Linked DNA regions of Homo sapiens: regions 1, 2, 3, 4, 6 and 7 are each linked to region 5. A link is a loop called in an ENCODE intact Hi-C map of the cell type or tissue named here. Cell type or tissue: PC-3. All regions are shown on one strand.

The links. Hi-C counts contacts between places; a loop is a spot of excess contacts. Peaks named below come from ENCODE experiments on the same cell type or tissue, not always from the same donor. Only the 100,000 strongest peaks of a DNase experiment are listed, where the experiment ranks them.
Region 1: a loop joins it to region 5, with 3 times the contacts of the local background. A loop is called at or near these places in 3 of 110 quality-filtered maps.
Region 2: it touches region 5 in a loop (4-fold over the local background); 2 of 110 quality-filtered maps call a loop at or near these places.
Region 3: it touches region 5 in a loop (4-fold over the local background); 9 of 110 quality-filtered maps call a loop at or near these places.
Region 4: a loop joins it to region 5, with 3 times the contacts of the local background. A loop is called at or near these places in 3 of 110 quality-filtered maps.
Region 6: a loop joins it to region 5, with 2.8 times the contacts of the local background. A loop is called at or near these places in 2 of 110 quality-filtered maps.
Region 7: it touches region 5 in a loop (13-fold over the local background); 32 of 110 quality-filtered maps call a loop at or near these places.

The regions. Positions count from the first base shown.
Region 1 is chr3:144,427,435-144,431,434 of GRCh38, forward strand. The region is part of intron 4 of LOC105374140 (a long non-coding RNA gene); the gene reads left to right. Among named protein-coding and RNA genes, the nearest start is that of DIPK2A, 460 kb to the left of the region's middle. RefSeq lists enhancers at 2,235-2,314, 2,325-2,404. In PC-3, no CTCF peak of the experiment used is centred here; a DNase peak (open chromatin) is centred at 2,447; H3K27ac peaks cover 1,957 bases.
Region 2 is chr3:144,470,090-144,474,089 of GRCh38, forward strand. It overlaps LOC105374140 (a long non-coding RNA gene), which reads left to right. Exons shown (of 8, transcript XR_007096124.1): 6 at 492-4,000. Among named protein-coding and RNA genes, the nearest start is that of DIPK2A, 500 kb to the left of the region's middle. In PC-3, no CTCF peak of the experiment used is centred here; no DNase peak of the experiment used is centred here.
Region 3 is chr3:143,893,727-143,897,726 of GRCh38, forward strand. No RefSeq gene overlaps it. Among named protein-coding and RNA genes, the nearest start is that of SLC9A9, 47 kb to the left of the region's middle. In PC-3, a CTCF peak has its summit at 2,295 (motif pointing right); no DNase peak of the experiment used is centred here.
Region 4 is chr3:144,054,131-144,058,130 of GRCh38, forward strand. No RefSeq gene overlaps it. Among named protein-coding and RNA genes, the nearest start is that of DIPK2A, 84 kb to the left of the region's middle. In PC-3, no CTCF peak of the experiment used is centred here; a DNase peak (open chromatin) is centred at 1,721.
Region 5 is chr3:143,973,644-143,977,643 of GRCh38, forward strand. All of the region lies in intron 1 of DIPK2A (divergent protein kinase domain 2A), which reads left to right. Among named protein-coding and RNA genes, the nearest start is that of DIPK2A, 3.8 kb to the left of the region's middle. In PC-3, a CTCF peak has its summit at 2,109 (motif pointing right); no DNase peak of the experiment used is centred here; H3K4me3 peaks cover 2,725 bases; H3K27ac peaks cover 2,963 bases.
Region 6 is chr3:144,552,727-144,556,726 of GRCh38, forward strand. No RefSeq gene overlaps it. Among named protein-coding and RNA genes, the nearest start is that of DIPK2A, 580 kb to the left of the region's middle. In PC-3, no CTCF peak of the experiment used is centred here; no DNase peak of the experiment used is centred here.
Region 7 is chr3:144,769,087-144,773,086 of GRCh38, forward strand. No RefSeq gene overlaps it. Among named protein-coding and RNA genes, the nearest start is that of DIPK2A, 800 kb to the left of the region's middle. In PC-3, a CTCF peak has its summit at 1,923 (motif pointing left); no DNase peak of the experiment used is centred here.

The DNA.
Region 1 (4,000 bases), 450 kb after region 5:
AATAGAGCAAGCACACAAGTAACTGCACTGGGCTCATCAGACTGTTGGATGGTTGGATCAGATGGCAGTCCACAGTAAAATAGGTGTTGGCAAACTGCAACGTCTGCAGAAGGTATTTAGGAATCTGGAATGCATGACACAACGGGAAGCATTTCTTCAGGGAGTTAATTTACTGTCTATAACCCCAAATCCCTGTGAAGTGGGGAGATAAACTGCACTCTTTTAAAAATATGCTTTGCCTGCTGATTTAGTTGCTCTTTAAAACAATCTGAATGTACCACTTGCACATTATACACTGCTGAGAAGGCTTTATAAGAGTTGACATGCTTGCTGGGCACGGTGGCTCACGCCTGTAATCCCAGCACTTTGGGAGGCCAAGATGGGTGGATCACCTGAGGTCAAGAATTTGAGACCAGCCTGACGAACATGGAAACCCTGTCTCTACTAAAACTACAAAATTAGCCAGGCATGGTGGCACATGCCTGTAATCCCAGCTACTCAAGAGGCTGAGGCAGGAGAATTGCTTAAACCTGGGAGGGCGAGGCTGCAGTGAGCTGAGATCGCGCCACTGCACTCCAGCCTGGTCAACAAGAGTGAAACTCCATCTCAAAAAAAAAAAAAAAAAAAAAAACGGCTGACATGCTCAACATTGTGACCTTCTTTACACACAGAAAAGCTCTTATCTGCTAAGTGTTACTTCCAAGCAACATTTTGACACTGCCATAGAAATTTTTCTCAAGGTCTGGAGGAATGGAAAGACCAATGTGGAGGCTTTTTTTGTTTGTTTTTTTTTCAGAAATACTAAACTTTACATGGAAAAGCATATGGAATTCTACTATCTGCATAAACTCCATGAATGCCTACAAGTACTGCTCAAACCAGAAGGTGTAGAGTAAGAGTTCCCACATTGAACAAGAGAGAAACTTTCAATATTTTTCTGTATCATGTTATAATTTATTGTATTTCTTGTGATTGCTATTATTTTTCTGTGATGTATATCAAGTTTCAACATTGCTGCGCTAGGGGAAAAAGTTGTATAATCTTTAGACAATGAAAACAATTTCTTTCAAGTTTTTAAAAAAATCCACTTCAAATCTTTTTTACTTCTTATTTTTATGGAGTTAAAATTTCACCTGACACAGTGATATATGGTGACTTGATATAAAGTACTCATAACATAGTTTCAATTATCCTTAAAAAGTCTATGTTTCTTGAATATTAAGGAGTGTTTTTACAGCATTTTATAAGTCAGAATGGCTTGATTGGACAGTGTAATTCTTGATACTATATTTGGTACATTTCTACTAATACATAGGACCTCATTTCTGATAAAAAAAATTTGAAAAAACAAGCCTAAGAATGTAGACATTACTTTTGGCTATACTTCTAATGAAATGGCATTTTCAGGTTATGGCTTGAATGTTATCTTTTTATAAGCATATTTTTGTTAGTTGGAAAAATATTCAGGCTATTGATGAATTAGCTTCAGAAAGATGAAGTTGGCAAATATTTTTGATAATTCAAAACACTTAGTGGAGCATCAAGTTAACATTTTCATGGCTTATAAAGGAAGCACCAGCAAGTGCAAAGTAAAATTATTTTACCTAATAATAATACAGAATGATATTTCTTTTGATTAAATATTAATCCTTTTTAATTTGATAGTTTAGAACAAGTGGGCAGGGATTTTTGCATTCCTTAGGAACTCAGGCCTGATGAAATAAATTTTCTTGTGCTGAAATGTAATCTAATTCTTTAACACCATATATAGTTGTGCTATATTTCCAAAAAGGCTAATGAAGCCAAACAGAATCCTCATTTTCCCACAATTTTCAGAATGAAATGGGAGAAAATAATATATGCCATAGTTAAAACAGTAAGTATAAAACATGTACCACAATATAAAAATATACCTAACTCAATAGGCTAACATAAAGGAGAAAAATAGCTTATGAATTATATTAAGCCACACATGTGCTAGTTATAAATATTAATATGTAAATATTGAAAGGAAACTTATCTTTGGGAATCCAAACATAATATTTATTTATTGGCATTGGAACACTGAAACAAACTGTAGTAAAGAAATTGGAAAAAACATTTATTCATGTATGTATATACACAGTGACCAATAACGGATCACTAAATTGATTTTTTCTTTGCTGTAGTTTTGGGATCACAGTGGGATAATGGGTTCACAATCAGTAACTGGGGTGTGGCCCTGAGTAATTCACCTAATAGCATTACCTTAGTAAATCCTTGTAGTTCAGGGTCTGATCACTCCAGTGCATCACCAGAAGTTGGTTAGTTACTAAGTGACTCTAGGAGACTAATATTACCAAATTCAAAACGGAAATGATCTGTTCACTAAGTAGCCTAGTCATTAAATTAACATGAGAAATACAATTGTCATAGATACCAGGGGAACTAGTTAGTGTTGCTGTAGAAAGCCACAAAGGAAACCAAATTAAAATCAGAATGTTGCTTGGTGAGCAATGAGTCAAAACAAGATGAACTTGTTGCATGATTGAAATAGCAGAAGTGCCAACTTATAATAATCTAATACATCTGCTGTCATCACTGGGACTTGGCTGCCATGGGAGCTACGTAGTTGAGCTTGACGTATTAATACTACCAACATTTTGCATAGTAGCCAGTTTGTAAACTGGAAGCCACTCTGCTTCCTAGGGTGGTTTTTTCTTTTGGTTTTATTGCATCTCCTATGAACTGATTTTATCAGATTAACTCATAAAATTTTGGAGGGTCTTGCTGATACTCAGGAGCACAGAACAGTGAAAAAGACACTGACACTGGGGTCAGACCACTGTGTGTTTGAATCCTGGTTCTGCAACTTATTATGTCAATTTTTTAATCTCCTCAAGGCCAAATGTTCACATTTATAAAATGGGAATGATAGTATTTATTAGGATTGAATATCATCAGTATCAGCTCAATAAACAGTAAACAGTGTTGTGTAGTGTTCATGAGTATTGGGTTTGGAATCAAACCTGTCGTTGGCCCAATATCTACCACTATTTTTCTTCTCTAAGCCTCATTTTATTTATCTGTAAAATGTAAATAAAAATTCTACTTATAGATTACTTTCAGGATTAAGTGAAATAAACATCATTTAACAGAGTTTCTGGCAGTTAATGTGGGCTCAATATATGATATCTGTCTATCTGTCATCTGTCTATCCATCTATCTATCTATCTACCTATCTATAATCTATCACTATTTGTATCAGTATTCCTTCCATTGCTTAGAATTAATACTCTATAGAGAATATGTCTGGAACCATGATTAACTAGAAAATAATATTCAAAACTTTTCCTAATTTAAGGGATCATCTTTGGTTTGAAGACTTTTCACTGTTCTTGTCATTCATTCAGATGGTAGCGAGTTTAGCGTTGATGGAATGATTACACTTGAAATTTATGAGTCCTTATGAAGAGATTCAATCACCTTTCTTTGTAGAGCACAGCATCAGAACTGCCTCTGAAAAAGTGGAGCCTCACTGTTTGTAGACTTCAGAATTGTCCCTCTCACTTCAGCAGCACTCATTCTGGATGAGAGAATCTTCCATCTTGTTTCCAGGACTATTTTTTTTCTTTGATTTAGAAAATGATGCTCTTTCACAACAAGATTCTGGCTGTAATTTCCCTAGATCAACCAGAAAACATTTCAAAAGAAAAAAATAGAAATTTTATGAAGGGAAAATGTATTCAGAGAAGAGTAGGTGACAGTGGCTATTCTTTTCATAAAACATGAGATGAGACACTGATGGAAATTAGGATGAGACAGAACTTATACAAGTGACATTACAAAAGTGATATAATTTGAAAATGTGATGAAATAAAAACTACAATGTCTAGTCATACTAGAAGTGAGACTGTTTGCTCTAGGCAACCATGCAAAAATACAAAAATGTTGAAAGAGTGAAACATTTTCTAAGTTTGTCTGTCATGAGACCATAAGGTATGTCATAGTTATCTAGAAG
Region 2 (4,000 bases), 500 kb after region 5:
CTGTGTATACTATTGGCTGTGCCTGGCACCTAATTCTCAAACATCAAAGAGAGCTATTGTTACCCTCCTGCATCTCAATGGCTATTTCGTAAACATAGGCTCTTTACCTCTGTTATTCCCTCTGATAAACATGCCATTTCATTCTTCTTAGCCTGCTAAAATCTCAACTACTCCTGTGGATCTATTTCCAATATGTATCTTTATAATCCTTTTGATCTGTTCAAATTAATGAAATTTCACTTCCCTTTCTACTTCATGGTGGGCCTCTTTCCTCTGAGACTTGAGTTCAAGAGCATTCAAGTGAATATATATGTGTATATATATGTGTGTGTGTGTGTATGTGTGTGTATATGTATGTATATATATATATATATATATATATATATATATATATATCCCCCTTTTCCAACCTTCCAGCCTATAATAACCAGTTATTAATCTATTGGTTTAAAATGCAGCAAAATTCCATATTCTATTTTTGGATTTTCCAGGTATATGATGGGAAACAAATCTGAGAAAAGAAGGATGGTAGATGCTTTCCCATTGTGACCTGTGATCATTTTGGTAAGAACACTTTACTCAATTAAGAGGCGATCAAGTGATTCCAGGCCTGCTGCTAAATAATTATGAGATGATATTTGGAAATATGTATTTCTCCTTTACCTCCTGAAGCCACAGGTATGTGCCTGAGGTTCTCAACAAATGGCTGATTATCTCTCAGAATATTCAGTTGTCTGGTAGCTGGCACTAATAGCTCAGAATAAGCTATATTTAACTTCAGGATCCATCTGGACTCTTGGCCACTAGTGGTAGGTAATACTAGTTGCCGAATTCAGTTTCTCTGAGCCTGTGAAAACTGCCTGATTTTATTTCAAATTCATTTTGCATCCTGTGGGATGGATTTGAGATCAGGGCAAAATATTCAACCTTATTTTTGTTAATCTTGCCCCAAATATGATCCAGATTAACCTTTCTTAACACAAATTTGCATTTTTTACAAATATCATTTTTAGTGAAATTAAAATCTATGATTATTAACGTTAATATTGTGCAAGTAGCATTTGTAATATAAAGTTTTCAAAAAAGGAAGATAATTTTATTTACTGGAGACTTATTTTGCCATTTTCAACTTGGAAGCCCAGGACTCAAACAAAAGTATTGTTTGAAAACTGTTGGGGTTGATTATTACTTATGCCGGAAGTTTCAAAAAAAATTTTTAGAAAAAAAGAAAGCTGTCTTGTTCTAATAATTTGAAATTTTAACAGTTAAATTATTGCTAAATTTGCATAAGATTTGCTCTGTAAGACAATACTTTTTATAATTGTTAACATGTAGTTGTTTTACTTATTTGTGCATACTAGGTTAATATATACATAGTCATATTAATATATGTTTGTATGTATACATACTTAAATATAAATTTTATTTTTTAAATGCACGATTTAAGATTTTGTCATAAATTGTTATAAATTGTTTTGTGGAGTTTATGCATTTTGTAAATTTGATGGTGGCAGATGGTGTACATGTGAGTTAATTGAATAGATCTTTCATAGTCTGGCACTTTTTATGCTTTTAGAATTTGGAGAAGTTAGTCTTTACTGATGAATAGAGAGCTATCGTACTTTAGAAACTATTGAGCAAACATAAAATTTTAAGAACAACTTATTTTTATCCTATGGATTTTCCTATTATATTTAAACTTGCTCTTTTAGTTTGTTTTTAGAGCTCTCCTCAAGAAACATACTCTTTGTTTTTAACGCTCAATCCTTTTTTATTCTTTGTAGAAACTAGTGGTCTCCTATTAAGTAAATAGATGTGGGTCTCATTAGAGGGATCCATTCTAAAACAGAAGAGGACAACACTCAGGGAGGGCTGCAATGAGACAGAGAATCCTGAGATTGTTCCTCATGTGCAGATCTTCACCTGGGGCTGCAGAAGACTGTACAGCTATAGACAAAATAATGATAAGGTACAGATGTCGTGGAAAGCCAGAACATAGGAGTGAATCCATCCTACAGTCTGAAGGCGGAAACAAAGCCATAAATGGGGTTGGGGGAGAAACCCTGTGGTAAGAATCTGTAGAGATGAGGAAAAAATTGTAGGATTTAAGGTAGGTTAGGAACTGGCAGTTCAGAGCAATGCCAGGGTATTAGAAACTCACTCTCGTGTCATCTAAGTTTCCCAATATAGGATTGAGTGGACCTCATCATATTAGCCACATTCAAGGAATATATGTATGTTATAGAAGTCAATGGTTACATTAAAATATTAAGTTTGAACACAAGTTCTAATTTATTTTTATCATTATTTCTTAATAGCAATTAATTCTTTGGGGCTTCAATTACTGACTGTATTCCAAACGGTTACCAACAGTTCACTTCTTTTATTGCAGAACTTACACCATTTCCAAATAACCAATGTAAATTTTTACCTCGGATATTATTTTGTTACCCGCAAACAACAAATGTGAATTTAGATTTATCATCTTCGTCGGGGACTGAATTTCCCCTGTAATATTGTTTTTTGTTGATTTGTTTGTTTTGTAGTGGCATCCCCTGCCCCTATGTACCTATGTTTGATTTATCTTTTATTTCCTTCTTTTATACTTAAACCTTAAGGTGGATTGGAAAGTTGATATCAGTGACACAAAGTTTAGTTGATTGGGTACTTTACATTTCTACTTGACTTTGTACATTTCTGATTTATATGAACAACAAGCAACTCAGACTAAGCCTCCTTCATTGCCCTAAGAGGTCTACTATATTTCTAGTGATTTTACCTAGGGGATCTATACATGTACTAACAGTAGAAATTAGAGGTGCAACACTACTGGCCAGAATATAGCAACATCCTAAGTACATTAATAATGTGTAAAGTGCCCAGCATGTAAGGCACAAATAAAAATAGGGAATGTCATTTTATTAAATTATCAGAAGTTATGGGTCACATTCAAACAGAAATATTCTAAGAAATTCAATTCTAAGAAATTCAACTTACTTTTAATGTCAATGTTTCTGAAATTGGTAAACATCATTGACGTCAAAAAGCCTTCTATGCATGAAATAAATTATACTTGTCATTTCTGAGCTTATGGTAACATGGTCAAGAATTAAAGGTATATTCATCTGACTTCTGTTTCATCAGGCTGCTATTTGAGAAGGGTTATTTGCCTTAGTACCATCAGCAGTGGTTGAATTTTATATTTGGTTCTGCATTTGTCATTTAAAATGTCCACAAAAAGATAACCCCCTTAAGGAGCATTAGAACTAGAAGTTACTGTGAACCTAGACGATCGCCTGTTTTTTGCCATCTAGCATAATGAAGGTCGTAGTATTGCCAAAGTTTTTCGAATTCACTGTAGTTTTTTCAAAACTAGATAAAAACTCTGACCAATTTTTGAGTCCTGGGGGACTATCACTTCAGCCATAAACACAAACAAGTTAACTAGAATTTAACGAAATAGTAAATGGAGAAAAAAATTCTAGAATTACCTGATTTGTTTCTAAATTATACTGTTGCTCCTAAAAATGTTAAGAAATTAGGGTCGTGAGCACTGTTGGTCACTATGATGATATGCTTACCCACTGATGGTCAAAATTTATCAGAAGAATTTTTAGATTTGGACTATGTCATGGCTTAGATGCTGATACTGATGAATAAAGTGACATGCAATTTTATGGATAAATGAATGTTACTGTTAAGTAGTTTTTAAATATGTACATTTTAATATAATGTATTTCCTCAAAATGCTATTCTCAATTTGATGATATGCCTTGAAAATCAATACTGTTTTAGGAAGAAGGAAATGTGGTAAATTAATGGTGTCATTAGAAGAACGGAGGTTGCCATAGAACCTCATTTGCTTTACTCTTAGGATGTAACTTTTAAATTTATTCTTATTTGAATTTTCTTATCTTCCATACTGAACAGGAAGCTTATTGAATGAACAAACCATGAGTACAATTAGCATATACCTAAATTGATTTGCAGTGAAAAGGTG
Region 3 (4,000 bases), 80 kb before region 5:
TAAGTGTCTTTGACCATGTCACAAGGGAGGGGAACATTATATCCTTATCCCAACCTATCTCTAGCGTGATGCCCCTTGAATGCCATGATAATCTCTGCAAAAATGCCACTCTGACAAAAATGAAGAGACTCTACTGCACTTGCTAATGTAGCTCAGCTTAGCTTTTTTGTGTCCTGGCTTGGACATTCTGAAATTTAATTTGTCTTTACCTTTGCTTAACAAAAGGGCCATTAATATATTTTTCACAAAATTAAATTTAGGCTACTTCTTAGCTAAAACAACAAATAATTGTCTACATCTCTAGCAGTCACTCCTTCAGAATCACTGGGGTTCAGTCCTTGAAGCCTCTTACTACATATTTAACCAGTATTTAAGGAGCTCCTTTTAGGGCCAGACCCTGGGCTAAGCACTAAGAATATCAGTCAGAAGCAGGTGTGGCCCAGATTACCTTCCAGCTTGGAGAAAGCAGCAGGTAGATAAATAGGTTCAAGAAACTGGCAAAGGGGTGACCATACAAGTATGTACAGGTTATAGTTGTAGCATGAGGAAATGGTTCTTTTCAACGGGTTGGAAGCAAAGGATTATAAAAGCTTCAAAACGGAGGAAGTTACAAGCAGTTGGCATGGTAAATAACAGGCAAAGGGTATTCCTGTTAGAAGAGCATATGCAGATATTGTCAGAAAACCCCAAGCAGCTAGGAATGTCTGAGTATAGAAAGGTGGGGAAGTGTCTACCAAGAGATAGAACGAAAACCCTAAGATGTTTCCAGATCAGAACGGGCCTTTTATGTTGTACCAAGAAGTTTTGACCTCAAAAGAACTGAGATGAAATATTTGAATCATAAGAGAGCTATGATTTTATCCCTGCTATTTGAAGAATTGATAAGGTCAAGGCACCAATTCCTAGACTGTCATGGTGGTCCAGGTGAAAAATTACAACTTCACGGAGCAGCCCCAGAGCATTTCAGAAGCCGAAATAAATGGATACGGAACATGTTAAGAATTGGGGATCAACAGAATTTGATGACTGGTGGTCCAAGTGAAGCAGAAGGAGATGTGAATATGGTAACATCCTGGGTTTGTGGGGAGCGGAGGGCTTTTTTGTAGTATTTTTCTGAGAGAGGAAACATAGAGAAGCTATGCATGGAGTGGGGTTTGTGGGGAGCTTTAGGTAAAATTAGAGCAGTTCAGGTTCTAAAAGTTTTATCATTTCCATGTCTTATGCACCTGAATCCCTCTGGGCATGCCACATTTTCTGCCTAAGGAACCCTCAAAACCTTCACAAGGGCTTGGGAGTTGGGACAGGGAATTGTTCCAGCCTTTACCTTTCCACTTCAGGCAGGACAACACCCATGCATTTATTGCTCCAATTCCAGATTCTCTTGCTTGTTGTCTTCACTGGCCCACCTCACCACAAGAGACTGACTGGAAATCCAGTTTCCATCCTTTACATCCACACACTCCCAATATATCACCAGGAAAATCCCAGTAAAGAGCGAATATGCAGTACTGAACTTTGGAATAAATCAAGTCACATAGTAGAGAAAGTGTAAGTGATATGGATCCATCTGACTGTGAACCTCTGGTTTTCACTTTGGGGTCAATTACCACCTCCGCAGATATGTCAAGACAGGCAGATAACAGCTAGAACCTATTGTTACTCAAGCTTGGAGATCAAAAGAAAATAAGCAGAGAAAAACATATCAAAGAAAACCCCAAAATCTCCCCTGCTGTGGAAATTTTCTTGTGGAGAGGTTAAAAATTTCCTCTGTCGGCCGGGCGCGGTGGCTCACGCCTGTAGTAATCCCAGCACTTTGGGAGGCCGAGGCGGGCGGATCACGAGGTCAGGAGATTGAGATCATCCTGGCTAACACGGTGAAACTCTACTAAAAAGACAAAAATTAGCTGGGCGTGGCGGCGGGCGCCTATAGTCCCAGCTACTCGGGAGGCTGAGGCAGGAGAATGGCGTGAACTCGGGAGGCGGAGCTTGCAGTGAGCCGAGATCGTGCCACTGCACTCCAGCCTGGGCCACAGAGCGAGATTCCATCTCAAAAAAAAAAAAAAAAAAAAATTCCTTTGTCTTGGGGTAAAATGTATTCAGAAATTTTATCTTACAGCTTGCAGAGTCATCGCTATTTCTCTTTTGTGTTTTTTTTTTTTTTTTAACTTTTAAGTTCAGGTGTACCTGTGCATTTCTTTAACAATACAGTTCATCTGAGTTGGTTTAGACATTCTAATTAAAAAAAAAAAAAAAAAGTTCCAGCAGGGGTCTCTCTTTGCACATGGTACAAAAAATTCTTAACAGTCACAGTGCAATATTTTTTATTTTGCTTATCCATCTTACAATGTAAATGAATGTGACTGCAAAATATGTCAAACTCTTTTCTTATATTATTAGAAAATCACTGAAAAGACATTAAGTTTCATATTATGATCTGGGAGGTGATTAAACATGTGTGTTCCCTATGTGATAATTCAACAAGTAGCAAATTTATAATTTAGGTACTTTTATGTTTACACATTATGCTTTTAAAAAGCTTGTTTTTAAGGGTACAATTCCTAATTTTACTCCTAATCATGTTTCTTTGATTTTTTATTTCACTTCTCATGTATCTAGAACATTTAGAATTTTGGTCATTTATGTATTTCATTGAATTTTATACATATTTTACAAATGATGCTTGGTGTGTATGTTTGTAGAGAAATAGAAAAAAATTCAAAAACATAGCTGCAATATTTTTTAAAAACCCATATTTTAAACTGAGGATTATCCAGTAAAAAGGTTTGTATTGGTTTTTGAATCATGAACTCTCAGAAAGAGGCAGTCATTGTTGGCACCCAAGCTTATGGGATGGATCCCAAAGGTCAGATAGATGATGGTTCTGTGATGTGATCTGTGACTTGGTCTGTACTTCTGATGAAGGCATGTCAGCAGGGCCTCCGCCTGAATACTTGGGCCTTCCTAAAGAGGTTTCCTCATCCTGGCTGTCAACCAGTGGACTTATTCTTAGCTGAAGAAACAATGACCACAAACCACCCCTTGCCATTTTAGCAAATCACACCCAAAATACCGTGAAAGAAATGCCTGTCATTTTTTTAAAAAAAAAATCCTATTATAGGCCGGGTGCAGTGTGGCTCATGCCTGTAATCCCAGCGCTTTGGGAAGCCGAGGCAGGCGGATCACGAGGTCAGGAGACCGAGACCATCCTAGCTAACACGGTGAAACCCCGTCTCTACTGAAAATACAAAACAGAAAAACAAACAAACAAAAAAATTGTCTGGGCATGGTGGCGGCCGCCTGTAGTCCCAGCTACTCGGGAGGCTGAGGCAGGAGAATGGCGTGAACCCAAGAGGCGGAGCTAGCAGTCAGCAGAGATCGCGCCACTGCACTCCAGCCTGGGCGACAGAGCGAGACTCCGTCTAAAAAAAAAAAATCCTATTAGAATCTGTGGGACCAGATTTCTGCAAAGCACCCAGACTGCTGGTTTTATTTCTATGTTTTAATCTCAAACTTGTGTTATTTTTCTCTTGACTATTTATGACTGCACCTATAATTTCTATTTTCATTCCTTTTTTAATGTCTTACTTATGAAAATCATTTCTTAATTCTACAAATGAAGTATTGACATTTTAGTGGCATCTTTTATAAAAAATATATTTTCCCTTCCCAAAAAGTTAATATTGGGCCATAAAAACCTTCAGTCCTGTCTGATAATAAAATATAGAAAATATCAATTGAAGATGTTTTATTCCAAATGACATTGCCACGTACTTTTTAATAGTATTAGAGTAATTCCCTTAATTGTTTCATGGAAAAAAATCCATTAAGATCCTTTAATGAAGAAAACATATATTTGTAATGGACCAAATGGCAATGTGCCCTTGTCTGAAGCAATTACACTGTCCAATAAAGGAAGACTCACATTCAAATGTGGTACCTTTGAACACCAAATATTACAAGAATTCCTAGTCAGCAGGATGCTATGCCAAAAGCACTCCAC
Region 4 (4,000 bases), 80 kb after region 5:
ATTCTTCCTTTTTTCACACCTCACAGAGGATGCTGGTGGGAGACCATGACGCCATCCTGGGATTCCAGCTCTAAATCTGTGATTTAGGGAGTTAGTTGGGTATATATAACTTGCAGCACATGCTTGCTGTGTGATGTTCCATAACTAATCATTTCCAGCCTGATCCTTTCAAGTCAGAGGCTTGGAGTTGTCTGGGGATCATCTTGATAACTCAAAGTTTCATAGGTGACTAGGGTTTTGTGAGACTGAATATGCCAGCTTTTAAGACTGGTCAGTTTTAGGCCGGTGCGGTGGCTCATGCCTGTAATTCCAGCACTTTGGGAGGCCGAGGCAGGCAGATCACTTGAGATCAGGAGTTCGAGACCAGCCTGGCCAACATGGTGAAATCCTGTCTCTAATAAAAACACAAAAATTAGTTGGGCATGGTGGCAGGTGCCTGTAATTCCAGCTACTAAGGAGGCTGAGGCACGAGAATCTCTTGAACCCAGGAGGCGGAGGTTGCAGTGAGCTGAGATCACACCAGTGCACTCTAGCCTGGGCAACAGAGTGAGACTCTGTCAGAAAAAAAAAAAAAAAAAAAAAGGACTGGTCAGCTTTTGACTCACAACTCAGTTACAGGAGCACCTTCACTTTGCTCTATCTTGCCCATTATGTGCTGTTTAATATGGAGGTTTCAAATTCAAAAATTTAAGCCTGAGATTTTTAATCTCTATTTTTTCTTGTACTGATGGAAAAGGAAATGATGAGTTCTAAAACATGAAATGCTAGGAAGCACTTCATGTGCCTTTAGATGTTCAGGAGTGGAGACACTGGGTCTGTGGTTGTCAATACATTGCTCTGCTAACCCTGGGATGTGGCTGAGTTCATTCAGTTAGTGTTGCAAAATCAGAGCCTATTTTTGTTTTGCCTAATTGGGAAAATAAGGCAATCAATGCTTTTCTAAGTAAACTAAGTTAAAAAAATCATTAAGATAATTAAGGTAATCTTTGTTTAAAGAAGAAAAGTTTGGAGCTATAATCAGAATCCTGCTAGTGGGTTAAGAAGAAAATTCTAGACAAATATTCTCCTTTTCTCTGATTCCCATTCTGGTAACTATCTTATTTTTCATTGCCTAATGATATGGATCACTTTTTTTTTTTTTAAACCAAACCTGTTCTTTCTGTTTCTACTGAAGTTCAACCTCTGAAAGAGATTAGGTACCCTTATTCAGCTTATCAAGCATGAAACCTTCAGCTGTGCTTCCTCACATTTCCCTGGAACAAATGCATCCATATTTGGGGGCTGGCGGTTCATCCAGGTTGGTACAGCAACAGTTGATCAGGCAATCTCTGAAAATGTCAACTTCAGAATCTCTTCTCATTCTCATCCATGGACATGTATGTTAATGGAGGTTAAAATAATGACCATAAAGAGAATCCTAATGTTAGTTGTACATGATACTTGAACTTGACAATAACAAAACCTAAATGACACAAGAAGCAAAAATGGAATGACAGGTAATTTTCTAAAGTCAATGATATAGGCCAGCCCTAAATTGAAGGTTATTCTGATAAGGGGAGCTTGGCAGGCTTGCAGACACTGTGTTTAACTTTTGTTTCTGTCAGAGAACTCTCTGAAAGATGCCAGGTTTAGTGGAATTTAGATAAAGACATTCTCATTTCAGCTGAAAGTTGGACATTCCTTTGTGTCTGATTCATACCTGTAATATTGTCAAGTCTGATAGAATTTCAGAAGCACTTCAACATTTTTAACAGTCCCGGTTTCTGAGTAAGCTGTCACAGCATCTCAACTTGGGGGTTAGGAGAAAATGAGGAGAATCATAGTCACTGAAGGGAGGTAAACTTGAGAGGTGCCAAATAATGGAAATTTCTAGTATAATAACATTCAAGAGCAAAAGTGAATCAGCAGACACAAGTAAATTAGGGAGCTTTAATGTGTAAGGATTTAAAGAGCCCAGAGAAAGCCCCCACCCTTGTTTCAGAATTGTTCTCTCACTGCCTTTAAATCAGTTAGAGATTCATAAAATAAAGCATGGCTCAAAAAGCAGTTATTAATGCTTCATGTGAATCAGTGGACTAGCTTTCTTCTGCAGTGTTGCAGCCTACATGGCATCCTATATGTGTAGGTTCCTATATACATCCAAAAGATAAATAGATAATGAGGTACTAAGGTAGACTGTACATGAGAAGGAGGTTTGAGCAGGTTACTGCAGTGGGTAGAATAGGAGTAGTAATTGGGTGGGTGCTTTGGAGAAAAGGAAAACTGAAAAAGTTTCAAGGGGAAGAGTTTAAAATGCACATGATCTGGATCCTAAATATTTAAAGAGTGGTCTTTCTGGGCCAGCAATATCAGTAGTACCTGGGAGCATGTTAGAAATGTAAGACTCGGACCCGCTGAATCAGAATGGGCATTTCACAGTATCCCCATGTAATTCATATGCACTCTAAAGTTGAGAAGCACCGGTCTTGTGTGCTTCTTTTGCCAAGGGCCTGTTCAAGCAAAATAAGGTTCTCTGATCTCTCAAGGTCACTGATAGATGCTCAGGATGCCCTCTTGAACACGCAGATTCATGGCCCAAATGGAAAATCGGATTCACTTTTCAGCAACTTCATTTCTCTTAGCAACTATTTTAGCAGAGAGAAAGGAAATTAAATCTTGTCTATTGCTATGGATAAGGGTGTCTTTGAACTGCTAAAAAGAAGCATACTTGTTAGGAACCAAATCATGTCCTGTGTGAGAGTTAAATAATGGTTATGGAGAGGCAGGAATTTGCAATACTAGGAAATTTAGAGGTAGAATTCACAGCTGAAGTCTTTATCATTATAAAGCCTTACGAAGGTTATTGACTACACTAGGACAATTTTGATCGTTTTTAGGTTTTAGATGAGATTAGGAGAATTTTGTATCAGGAATAATTTTTTAAATATGAAGGAGAAACTAGTTTTAAAAGATCATTTTCAATACCAAGACACAGAATTAGAGCCAGCTTAAGTGCAATATGAAAAGTAAACTTTGTAAACAGTTTTGGGATGACAGATTCTGATGAGAGAAGTCAGACTATTCTTGATAGGGCTGCAGGAGAGCCAGATAAGAAGACAAAGCAGATGTTTATTGCGAATAGATGAAGAAGAGAGAGTAGCCAATAAGCATTAAGAAAATGCCTGCATCAGTCAGATTCATGTCAGAGTTTTGGAGCTGATATTTTCTTTTTCTTTTCTTTTTTTTTTTTTTTTTTTTTTTTTGAGACAGAGTCTCTCTCTGTTACCCTGGCTGGAGTACAGTGGCGCAATCTTGGCTCACTGCAGCCTCTGCCTCCCAGGTTCAAGTAATTCTCCTGCCTCAGCTTCCCGAGTAGCTGGGACTACAGGCATGCGCCACCATCCCTGGCTAATTTTTATGTATTTAGTAGAGATGGGGTTTCATCATGTTGGCCAGGCTGGTGTTGAACTCCTGACCTCGTGATCCACCCACCTCGGCCTCCCAAAATGCCGGGATTACAGGCGTGAGCCACTGCGCCGGGCTGGGAGCTGATATTTTCTATCAGGTTCCCTGCTAGATGTTAGTGATAATAATATGACCTTGTCCTGCTCTCCAGTTATTCAAGTGAAGACAATTAACCATAGTACAAGCCAGCCTGTGGTAAGTACCATAATGAAGAAGCATGCTTTTTTATTTTTAACATCCTGAACCTCCCAAGAAAATTTTGCTCTTTATCAAAGGAAACAAAAGAGTGAAAATGGACAAGGAGAATAGAGGTAGTTGAGGAGTGGAGGTGGGGGCTGTTTTGGCCTTGTGGTACTTGAGATATGTAATTTGGAAACTGGCAATGCACCTGTCAGTATTTGGCCCTCTTTTGAGGCCTACAAGAACTCTCTGGTTTGCTACCCAATGCCTATAAACAATTTAGCTTGCAAAAAACACCAGCTCTACTATTAAAATTCCTCTTTAGCTTTGAATCCTTGTTGTGTCTTGGTTGCCAACACTTGGTGGTGGTTTAGTG
Region 5 (4,000 bases):
GGGAGGGCTTAAGGCCAGACAGACGTTTTCATCCTGATCCTGTGACCTGCCCTATTCATCTGGTAATCTAGTTGAAGGGAGATGAAATATTAGGCCAGGGCGAGTATCAGGGAAGGAGATTCTTGCCTTTCGCCAGTTGCGTTGTTTGCTCTCGTCTGACTGTTTTGAAAAGTAATGTGCCTTTTAGGGGAATAGGATGGAATCTTTACTGGTGACATCAAAAAGAGAACAAAAAACAAAAACACTGTTTACTTTCGGAGTATTTGCTTGTTTCTGCACATTCCCACCCAGCTTCAGTGCGGTGTCCTTGAACAGTGATTACAACTGTGGGGTTGTGGTTTCTCCTTCTGTCTGCAGGAAAAGTTACCGTGCTCCTTTCCATGACAAGAGAAAAAAATGACTTAAAAGTTCACAAGTAATTTTGGTATACTTCACATTCTTTCTGGGTTGCTGTCACTGAGGGCTGGAGGTACAGGGTTTTTTTTTTTTTTATTTTTCTAAAATGCATGAATAGGAAAGTGCAGATTTCTTTATATTATTTTCTTTTCTCAAGCTCTACACTGCCCATTTTAGCTTTAAAAGAAACCAGCTTCGTTTGATTAGTTCAGCCAAATAATGTAACACAAATATTTGGCTTCAGATGAAACTTTAGTGTGGGTCTTAGTAAATTTTAGGACATCAGAGGCTATGTGTATTGGGTTAATTTTAAAGTCAGAGTGTGTTTTAAATACTGCTGTATCACCTAACTGAATGGATGCATAAAACTGGTTAAACTTTCCTTGAAGAAATTTTCTTTATTCAGTAGTTCCCAAACTAGTCAGTCTCTAAAGGTTTAGCCTGTATTTATGATGTACATACACTTGAACTGAAGTTTCTCATTAAGCTATCTTTAAAAGAGAACCTTGTTTGTATTAGCAAGGTTGGTTCTTGGAGATCGTGTTAGCATTTTGCTGAAGTAGATACCCGGACAAATTCTCTGAGACCCAGAAATTTAGCAAGGAGCTGTCTTAGTAATATACATTTACTGTACTTAAAATGCTGGCGTCCCTACCGAAAGATTTTTTTTTTTTAGGTAATTTTGAATAGTGATGTATTAGTAACAACTAACAGTAGAATTGATATTTTAAGAACATTATGTGGCCAGTTCTTTTTAAGTGTAGTCATAGCATTGAATTTGAGAAACTTTGGCATCTGATTTACACTAAGGTAAATTTGTGCTTTGTGCAGGAAGGTTTTATATTTTTTTAAGTTTGAACTTCTCATGGCATTCTCAGTTTACTTTGTAGTTGAGATAGTCAAGTGTGCGTGTATCTTGTTTTCTGTTTAACTTTTCCCTCAAACTTACTCTTTATCTGTTCTCATCTTTAGTGATGAAACAGCCTTTTTTGAAAAAGCACAATTATTTTCTTATATATGACACATAATGACACAGCTACTTTGAGTGGGTAAACACATGGGCCATAGGATAAGAATTTGTTTTTAGTATGTGATGAAACATGTCTCCACGTTTTAGAGTGAGGTTTGTAAATTACATTTTTAATTTACACAACCCAGTTCCCAGGAATAGTACTAATACTAATATATGTATTATAATTATAGCTGAGTACATACTGTGTAATATAATTTTGGGGTCTTTAGTACCAGCCAGTCATATAGGCATGTAATTTTTTTAAAACCTGATTAACAAGCAAGTAGAGGAAGAAGATATTTTTAAGTAAGAGTTTTCAGAGAGCCGCTGCTTTCTTTGTAGAATCACTTGATCTTTGGAAAAAGCTAGTGAATTTACAAGTCTGAACAATATACTTGAGGTTTGATGATTGTATAAAACCACCAAAATGAAAGGTATCTCAACATTCTGTGATCAAGTACAAAAGTTGCTGTACAGTAAGTCAAACCATGATGTTCATTACCTTTGTTAGCTAGGAAACTACATTTTTAGTATTTATACAGGTTTTTATAAAACTGTTTATAGCTGTTTACAGTAATACTGGGATATTAATTGATACAGAAAAACTCAGATTTGGCTGTCTATTGCTTCATGTATTAAAAAATATATTTTTAAGAGTACAAGTGTTTTAACAGCTTGAAGAGGAACTCACTTTTTTCCTCCAGGAGAGGGAGCTACTTGTCGAATTTTTGGACAGCTGGTGACAAACTAGATTTTTCTTATATTGTCCAAAAATTAACAACTTCAGGGAAAAAAAAGTCTTTGAACTGACTTCATCCAAGTATTCTTAACAAAACTTCCAGTATCGTAAGCATGCTTCAAAATAAGCATGTAAAAATTTCTTTTGATAAGGTGTTTAAGAACTGAAAAATACTTACGAATTTAATCCATTAAACTCACCTCTTCTGATTTGAAAAAACAGTAAAAAATTGAAGTTGCTATTATTCCTTGAAAGGAGAGGTGAAAGACATTAAGTGTCTAAGATGTTTACACACATACCTTATCTATGTAAGGCTGTAAAGATTTGTGATATAAATTTCCCCATATGAAATGGCATGAGAGTATGGCTTTCTTCTTATTGTTGGATAGTTTCACTAGTTTACAACAGTTTACCCATAGAATTATTATCTTCTAAAAAATGTTTATAAACATCAAGCAACAAGATAATGCTAGTAGTACCTTTATCTTCTACTCTGATACCCTTTCCTCGTCGTCACATTTTTACTTCACTAAGATGTGTGTATTTTAGTGCCAGGTATACTGTAATCCTATGAAAAAAAAAATGGAGGAGAGGAACTATGTTGACTTTTATATTGTGTAAATAGGAATCTTGAAGTATTCAAAAATTGAGTTGTTGAAGTAATTGGCAAGATCACAAGTTATTGTTGATAAATTTTCCATCGTATTTGTATTTAACCTATTGAATTTACAGAAAGGGAGAGTGTGTGTGTGTGTGTGTGTGTGTGAGAGAGAGAGAGAGAGAGAGAGAGAGAGATGCTGTCTGGATTTGTTGAAGTTCAGACAGAATCTCTGACTTTATAACCTGGAAGTAGTGAAGATGGTCTTGTTTGTAGGAAATGGAGAAAGCTCTTTGTTGTTTAGGGGGACGAGCTGGGAATGTTACTATTTGTGGAACTTCATTTGCCTTAAATTTTCTGAATCATGGTTTTAATAGGATTTACTTTATTTTTATAGTATATGACTATCATTAAGCTATGGTTTTTAAGCTTGCTTTTCTATTCTTATAAATGATATAATACATGCAAAGCACTTCACGTAGTATCTGGTAAATTGTAAGCATTCAATAAATGTTAGATATTGAATAAAGTAAAGGTAACTTTAACTGCCTGGTGCATTTGATCAGCTGTTTTGAAGCTCATTTGGGGTATGGATCACCTTAAAAATAATGGTGATTTTGAATATCAACCATACTTTAGTTATACTGATTTTTTTCCATTATTACTTTGATATAATTTTTTGTAGAAAACTTTCAGTGAATGTTGTTTTTGCCTTTAAAAGTAATTTATATAGGGAACAACATATTTTTTAAGTTCACTGGTGAAAATGTAGTTTTTGAAGTAAACAAAAGATTATTTAGCTAACGGTACTTTAGAAAAGTTGATAGATTTTTACTATTGGACTCACTTCCTTCTTTATAAAATGAAGCTATTGGATTAGATCCTTTTCAGCTCCAACATTCTGGGGCTTTCAAACTCTTGAGAAATTTGGTTTTTATTGTTGTTGTTGTTGTTGTTGTTTTCTTTTGAACTTTAACGAGTGGGTTTAATTAAGCTCTTCTGAAAGGGGATTGGGAGTGGGATGCTCTCTTTCAAGCCTTTCTTCCTACCCCCAAATTTTTACACACATGAAATAAAACAAAAACCAAAACCTTCCTTTAAGGGGAAATATGTGGAGTTAAGGGTAGCCAAGGATCTTGTGAGGCAATAGTGTGCAAAACGATGTTCCAGACTTTGTTTCAGGAGTTTCTTTTCAAACAACAGTTTAAGGAACCACCTACTTCTCCTTTACTGGCTGTTTCTTTAGTAACTGTCT
Region 6 (4,000 bases), 580 kb after region 5:
GAAATTATTACTAAGCACTGAAGTCAGTTACAAACAAGTTTAATGTTAGGGCTGTTGTTCTCCTGTTAACAGATTTCTGACTAGCCGTGGACAGAGTAGCCATATAAGGGCCCCCTTTGGGTTTTGACTATTTACACAGAAAGTACTTTGGCTTTTTATAGAGTCTTTCCAGATCCAAGCAAATATTTAAAATTTGGGGCATGTAAAGCTTTTAAAAAGAGTGAGCAAGCATATAATTAGGCTTGAGTTTTTTTCATGGCCCAAGGCAAGGCTTATTCCAAGATGTTCCAAAGTTCTGTAAGTATTTATAACATGTTTGCATGTGCATTTGTGGCAACATGGCTGTTTTCTAAACACTTTTTTTTTTTGCTATATCACAAATGGAAATATAAATCCCCGATTCAACAGAGTATTCTAGAAAGCAGATACATTTAGATATAACAAAGAGATAGTAAACCTACATTCTTTAGCTGTACATGTATAAAGAAGGGGTTTTAAGAAAACAATTGATCATTAATGTTTGCACAGTGTGAAATTATACTATGTAGAGTTTGAGATGGAGGTGAAAAAGAGTATTTAAATACAGCTGAGGGGAGTCCTATTACATCCTTTGGGAATGCACATCCTTCAGGAAGGGAGTTCAAGAAATTAAGTAAAACTCTGTGGCTACTTATAGTTGTTAGGAAGAATAGCCCTTTGTTTGTGTTACCTGTTTAACTCCTGCCTACTGTGTACATCCTAATTCCTGGGACTCCCCACCCCCATCCCCCCAGCCAAAACCATGTATCCCAAACAGCTCCCAGAGGAGACACAGACGTCTGCTTTCTTTTAGGATATCCCATTATCAGCTAACTTAAATTCCTATGGCAAGGAATTCAAAAGGGTGGCTTATCACTAAACAATGTATATGTCCTCCTTAAGCTTGCCTACACTGCTGTGTATGTGTGAGAATCCCTGACCATCCCTATAAACAGAGGCAGGAAGTCTGGGCTAAGAGCCAAAAGGTTATTTACAATTTTTGTTTTGTTTACCTTTTCCCCATATAATACCAATAGGAGAATAGGCAAAAATGAAGATGGAAAGACCCATGAAGCACTCGAGTTTGGATTGTAAGAAGGAATTCACTATTCTAGCCCTGTTGCCTAGGGCTCATCTCTCTTGCCTGTAGTGGGGAGAGTTGGAAAATATAAATGGAACTTTCTGCCGTTTGTTCCCCTGTTGCTTATTCATTTCTTCTGAACTTCAGTAATTATGAGCTGGCCTTCACAGTGACTTGCTTTATATTTACTTACTTATTTTAAACCTCGTTCTTTGTTTTTGATTGTCTCCTGCTTATGGTGTGGCAACATGTGGGAAAATGGGCCTTTAGAAGTTAGACAAAATTGCCATATCAAAAAAGGAAATGGATAGATGTTTCCAGATAAGACTGGGACCTTCACAACACACAGCATAATCAAATAGATGCAGGAACAAGCACACTTGATCCACAGATAAAAATTGCCAATAAGCCTGGGGTTTTGACATGTGTGGTCAGAATGAGTTTCATCAATGGGTGTCAAATTTAAGACCCCTTGAGGACTGAGAGCCTCATACATCTCCTGTATACTTACTTAGTCCCCACGTTGGGCCCTCTATCTTTAGCACTCAGATATTCTGCTTTACTTTATCTATGTTGGCCTCGTCCTATCATCTTATTTTGTTTTTGTTTAAGACATTAAACAAATCCATTCCATTTGTTTTGTGTTATATAGAATTGAATATTTGCAACTAATATAGCAAATGCACATTATGCTTCACTAGAAAATATGTATGAAGTATATGATCATTTTTTTCTATAATGTAAATGTGTGGAGCATACTTCCTGTCTTTATTTATTAATGATCTTATTTTACAAGTTTTCTCTGATTTTGTTAAAGTAGTAGTTGGATTATATAAATATTTCTAGTATTGTTAAACAAAAAGGCTTAAAATTATGAAAAGAACACATATTTTACTATCTTTTTATTATGTTTAGATGAATAATTGCAGTCTCTTCTCATTCATTCAACACATATTTTTTGAGGGCCTAAAATCACAATCTACTGTTAAAGACAGTAAATGGTAACAAAGACATGTATACCACAAAATGTAGTACACATTGTAACACAAGTGGGAAGATTCAATTTTAGAAAAATGTGTTGGTTACGGTGAGGGAGTCGAGAGGTACACTGCAGAAGGCCTTCTAAGAAGGTAGCATTTGGCCTGAAAAGAAGAGTCAGCCACACCAAGAGAGGGGAAAAGAACATTTTAATTTTAAATTCAAACAGCTGGAAGCATAAATATTTAAGTCGGTGTGGTCTAATAACTGTCATGGCTAAATAAGATGCTGAATATTTGCATCTAACGTTCTCTGTATCCTTCACTAACCCAAACATCATTTGGAGTTTGTCTAGGCAGAGTTCAGATTCAGTCTTGTTGTCAGATGAGACTTAGCACGTTGCCTTCTAAATCAGATGACTGCTTTCAAATCTGGGTCCTGCCTATTAACTGTCTCTTGAACAGGTAAATCATGGGAGAACATTTCACTGGTAGTGTTGCCAAGGAAACAAGCCTATCTTCACTTTTAAGAAATATGTTTGTAACAGGGACAACTGTCCAACCCACATGACTGTGGTGCTCATTTATGGTGATGGAGTGAGGGTAAGAACAGTGGGATGAGGGAATGGTATGGGGAGGAAGAAACAATCACCTCTTTTCATACAGAATATGAAGTCTATTATATTTTATTTAGAGATTCAAAAAGGAAAGCCATCGCCAAAATCTAGTGCCAAAATATGCCTGATTATGTGGCCATCCCTATGCAAAATTTAAAATAGAAATGAGGGAGTTTAGTTCAGAAGGCTTAATTGATTAATTAAGTAATTAATTTTCAATGAACTATAGATTTCTCATTGTGAGCAAATAACAGTGGTGTCGTATTTTGTTCATATTTGATTGACAAACCATATTAAAACTTGCCTGAGTAAAAATCTTAATACACCAGGCTTTATACCATTAAAGTCTGGAAGGCTAAAGATGATACTTTTGGCCTTTATTCCAATTACTCTAACTTCAATTTCATCAAATAGAACTATATATAGCTTAGAATGGCAAATGCAATTACTTCTATTTGAACATAGGTTTCTGACACTCCATATGCTTACAGAGGGTGGCCAGCCTTGACAACACTGACCCTGTAGTCAGTGGTCCTGTGGTCTCATGTTGTTTCCTTGGCAACCAGGAATAATTGAACTTTGTGTTTTGCAGAGAAGTTTGCAAAGGAATCTGAATCTGATATCTGGAGATTAAATTCTAATAGAAGGCTCTGTCAATAAATTTTTTATCTGCTGAGAACTGGTATAGAACTAACACTGTTATGGGTACAATGGGAGAACCAAATAATTACAAATGGGAGAACCAAAGAATTACACAAACTCTTTCTGGGCTAGAAAGAACAGATACAAAAATCAGAAATTTATTTTTAAGAGTATGTGTCTAAAGCCTAAAGACCTCTCAAAATCTCACATTCTCAGTCTCAAATAACCAAACGTTTACTTACCTTATTTTTTCTTTCAAGTTCCATAATTTCTCCACTGATATAGGAACAGGGGTAATAAATGATAGCCATTTTAAGGTTACATATGAGGAAAATGTGTGTAGGGAGCATCTAGCTTTAAAAGTGGACTTTAGAACTCTGAAATCACATAGAAGGAAAACTCATGGAGGCTATTGCAACCAGGTTGTATGAACTGAGGGCATTTTAAGATCTACTGAGTAATACCACGTTATGAAGTACTTATGGTTCTCCCACAAAACTACCACTGATGTTAAAAATAAAGCAAGCATTGGTGTCACCGCAATGAGAAAGCTAGGGTGACTCATTTCTAACATAGCTATCTAAAGACTGGGTTCTTGTCGATGTCCTACTAAGGAAAGTCATTTAAATATGGGCAGCAGCAAATCCCAGCCACAGAATTTTGCA
Region 7 (4,000 bases), 800 kb after region 5:
ACTATCCAGCCACTCAGAGCCAAGTCACATGGAAATTCTTTATTATGACATCTCAGAATCGTGATCTTCCCTAACCCCATCCCATTCCTTCTTTAAACAGTTTGTACTTGATATATAACCTGCACCCGTGTCACATTCTTTTTGGCTGAACATCTCTTTAAAAGCAAGGATTATGCTTAGTTATTCCTTAGTGACATAAACAAATCCTTGCCCAGTTCTTTGCACAAGTTTGGGACTAAAAATATTTGCTGGATTAATTTTTCCTAACTTAAAGACTTATACTTTGAACATGATTAGACCCAGTATGAGACATTCATGTGTAGTGATACAAGGTACAAGTGTGTTTTGTGGGGGTGTCAAGTAAGATGGGCTCACTGTGTATGTATATAGACATAGGTTTTAGCAAGTGCATAAAGAAGGGATGTTATGCCAATTAGAAATAAAAAGTAAGATGTTGAGGGCTCTCTTATCTAAAATAGTCAGTGTTCTTTGTGTACTTTACTAAGGGTTGGGAAAGACAAGATACAGGATAGTGAAAATGCCTGTTAATGGAACATTACTTTCATTCCACAGTGTCATGGTAGTCATGGCGTGTTTTAAAAGCCATCAGTTTTCCTATTGCCATCCCCATTTAATACAGTTTAATCAGGAACTGGACTGAGTAGCTCATACTAGTCTGACTATTTTTATTCTGTAAATTATGTAAAGTCTTTGGTTTAATAATCATTGAATACTCATTTGCCCTACTTTGGGGTAAAATATTTTTAAGGAACTTCTATTCTTCAGAGTTAAGTGACAATTTATTCAGGTTTCTCAAATATATAGTTAATGTTTTATTATTTTATTTCTAATTTTGGAAAGGTAACCACTCAATAAAATTTTGTATTACCTCGAGGTAAAATTATTCAATGTAATCATTCCCTGAGTAGAAAATACCATCAGGACAAAATACACTTCTATTAAAATGTGAGTGGTATAATCAAAGACATAAAATCATTCATTAATGCAAGGGCTACATCTTATCAAAATTTTAAAAATTCCCAAACAAAAATTTCCATGAAGCACATAAAGTATCTGAAATATACAAGGGCTATATTAGGAACAAAAGCATGGACTTTATTCTCACTCACTAAAGAACTATCTAGATAATTTGTTCTTCATAAACCTTTTAAACACCAAGAAAAAACACTCATGGCATTTTCTCTTCAAAGGAGTCTTAGGAAAGTAGGCTCTGAATCAATTTCTTTTTGAAAGTTGAGCTAAATAAATTCTATTCTAAACTTCAGCTGTGCTGTGGGTGAAAAGGAAAAGCTGTTATCTGAAATGAGGTCAAGTTCATAGCTGGCCCATAGGCAACTGTTCTCAAGTATTTGAGAATTTTATTCCTGCACCTGCAATATGATAGTGCCAGAATTGCTAACTCGCCTGCCCAGCTGTCCTGTCTATCAGATGCCTAGAGTCTGCTTGTTATTATAGCACATCTAAAAGGTAGCCCAAGACAATGAAGAGAAGGCATTACCTATTTGATCTTGATTCACATCATTGTTTGCCCACTGGTGCAATGTACTATATTTAGATAGCTATGGTATGTAAAAGGATGGATCTGGATCATATAATGCAGCATAACTTATGATCAAATGGCTTGGTAATGCAATCCACATTAATCAGCACTTAGCAGTACTTAAGAAGGGTATATACTGTCTTTGACAATTTTTTGTGGTTTCTGATAAATAAATTTAGGAGACACTAAATGACTAAATCATTCATCTTGTGAAAACCAAATATGTTTCATTATTCAAATTATGATTAAAGAATTATAGAAATATCAGAGTCGTAGCAGTATCTGAATATGTCTGCATCATGAACATTCATAGGGTCTACTTGTCCAGGATGAATGACCAGTGTATGTTAGTGACCCCTGCTGTCCTAAAAGGGACATGATATTCTATGAGAAAAAGTCTCCTTTGGGTACTTGTGATGAAAATTCATTAGTCAATCTGTGGCTGAATTAATCATTCACCCTCTAAGACCTACCACTTATCTAATTGTTTCTAAGCTGACCTCTGTGCCTAGTCCTAGACCTTGAGGTTATTTAGATCTCAATGTACTTGAACCTTCTTTTGCATCTGACTTTATTGTCCTCTCCTTATCAAAACTGCCTTCTTTTGGTGTCAGAGACATAGCATCATCCTGGTTGATTTCCTACTTTATTGACTGCCCTGTTCTTTCTCCTCCACTATTTTTTCCCTCTTTCTCCAAGAAGTGGGGGGCATGCAAGAAGGGAGTACATTCTTCAAGGTTCTGTAATATCCTTCCTCTTTCATTTTTACTTCTTTCCTGATGGTGTCTCTTATAAAATTGTTTAAAAAGTCCAAACCCTTCCATCCTTCATGCCCATGTGTGTCAAATGGTGGTTTCCTTGTATTGTTTTCTCCAGAAATTGCAAAGAATGCTATTTTGATGCGTAATTACTCACACATCTGAATTTAGTTAAGTGGAGATTGTTCAGCACTATTTTTGTCTCTTTTTTTTCTCATCCTTAATGACTCCAATATATGAGATACTGGAATTTAAGAAGCTTCATTTTTCTCGGATACATGTTCCAAAAAATGTGTTTCCTGTGACCTAAGAAATGCCCTCTCTGTTTCTTCTGAGCTCAGCTTTCACTGTTCATTTTGGCTACATTCTCTCTGTGTCTGTACTTCACTGAGCCACACTGCAGGGGTGGTGATGACAGGGGAGCAGAGAAGAGAAAGAGAAAAATGCTGTTGTAATAAGAGTGAAGTTAGTGGTATAAAGTGAGAGTACAAATCTGCACCTTGTGATAGCAAAACTATTTCCTGTTTCTACACTGAATAAAAACATTTTTTTTCACTGTATATAATTCTAGCTTTCAGAAAAAGAGGCTGCCCAGTTTGAACACTGCTTGAAAACTTATTTTTCCCTGTGCATAAATTTCTGGGCCTCTAACGCTTCCTGTGCAGCATTTTTAAGCATATTCTCTTCATTCCCCACTTAGAAGTGAAGGTTTTGCTGTTAGCCAGTTTATTTCCTACACATTTAGGACATATGGACACAAAATAAGTTCACAATAACTGTGCATAGAATGAATGACCAACAATAAATAAATCAATAATTATTCCCCTTCTGGCTAATACTAAGTAAGCCCCAAATTTTGCTAATTTCACGTATTCATGGAACTGTGTATGGACTTTGTACACTCTGTTGAAATTAGTACAAGTAGAAAGAAATGTTGTGGTTTGTTTTATTCATTAGAGAGAAATAAGAAACATAATGCGAATGGAGCTTGTTAAACAGAAATTGCCAGAGCAGCAGTTAATGGCCTACTTTGCCTCCCATGGAATGTCATATCACTGTATTATTTTACTTTGGGTTTACGAAAAACAGTCATGTAAATAGTTCAGAGTGGTAGAATGAATGATTATTTAGTCAGTCTATCTTGGACAAAAGATTCCAAGAATAGTCTTTTGATAATTGCATGCACACATGCATGTACATGCACGCACACAGACACACAATACCTTCCCAAGATTTCTGCTAAAAATAGATGAGCAAAGAGCTTTTGTATAAAGCACAGTGGATTTATTTATTTCCAAATCTCTCTCTTCAGTGTCAACATGCTTCATCAATCCTGCTAAGTCTTTTTCTCTAGAGAAGACCTGTCAATATATACCTTAATGAATTGATATCATGTCAATAATTAGGCTTCTGGGACTTCTTTTTTCATCTGAAAGAATATGAAGATATTTTGTAGCTGACTTGAATGGTCAGATTTCTCCCCATTCATCAACTATCTCACAAAACATTTATTTTTATTAAATTTCAGATGATCAAATAAAATTTTAAATATACCCTGATTTATATAACTACTGAAATATCTAAGACTTTAATCTTATTTCAAGAGAGGCTTGATTTAAAATGGCCTTAGAGTGTTAGTTTAATTAACATTCATGAATTTGGAAAGTTTGGAAACAATATA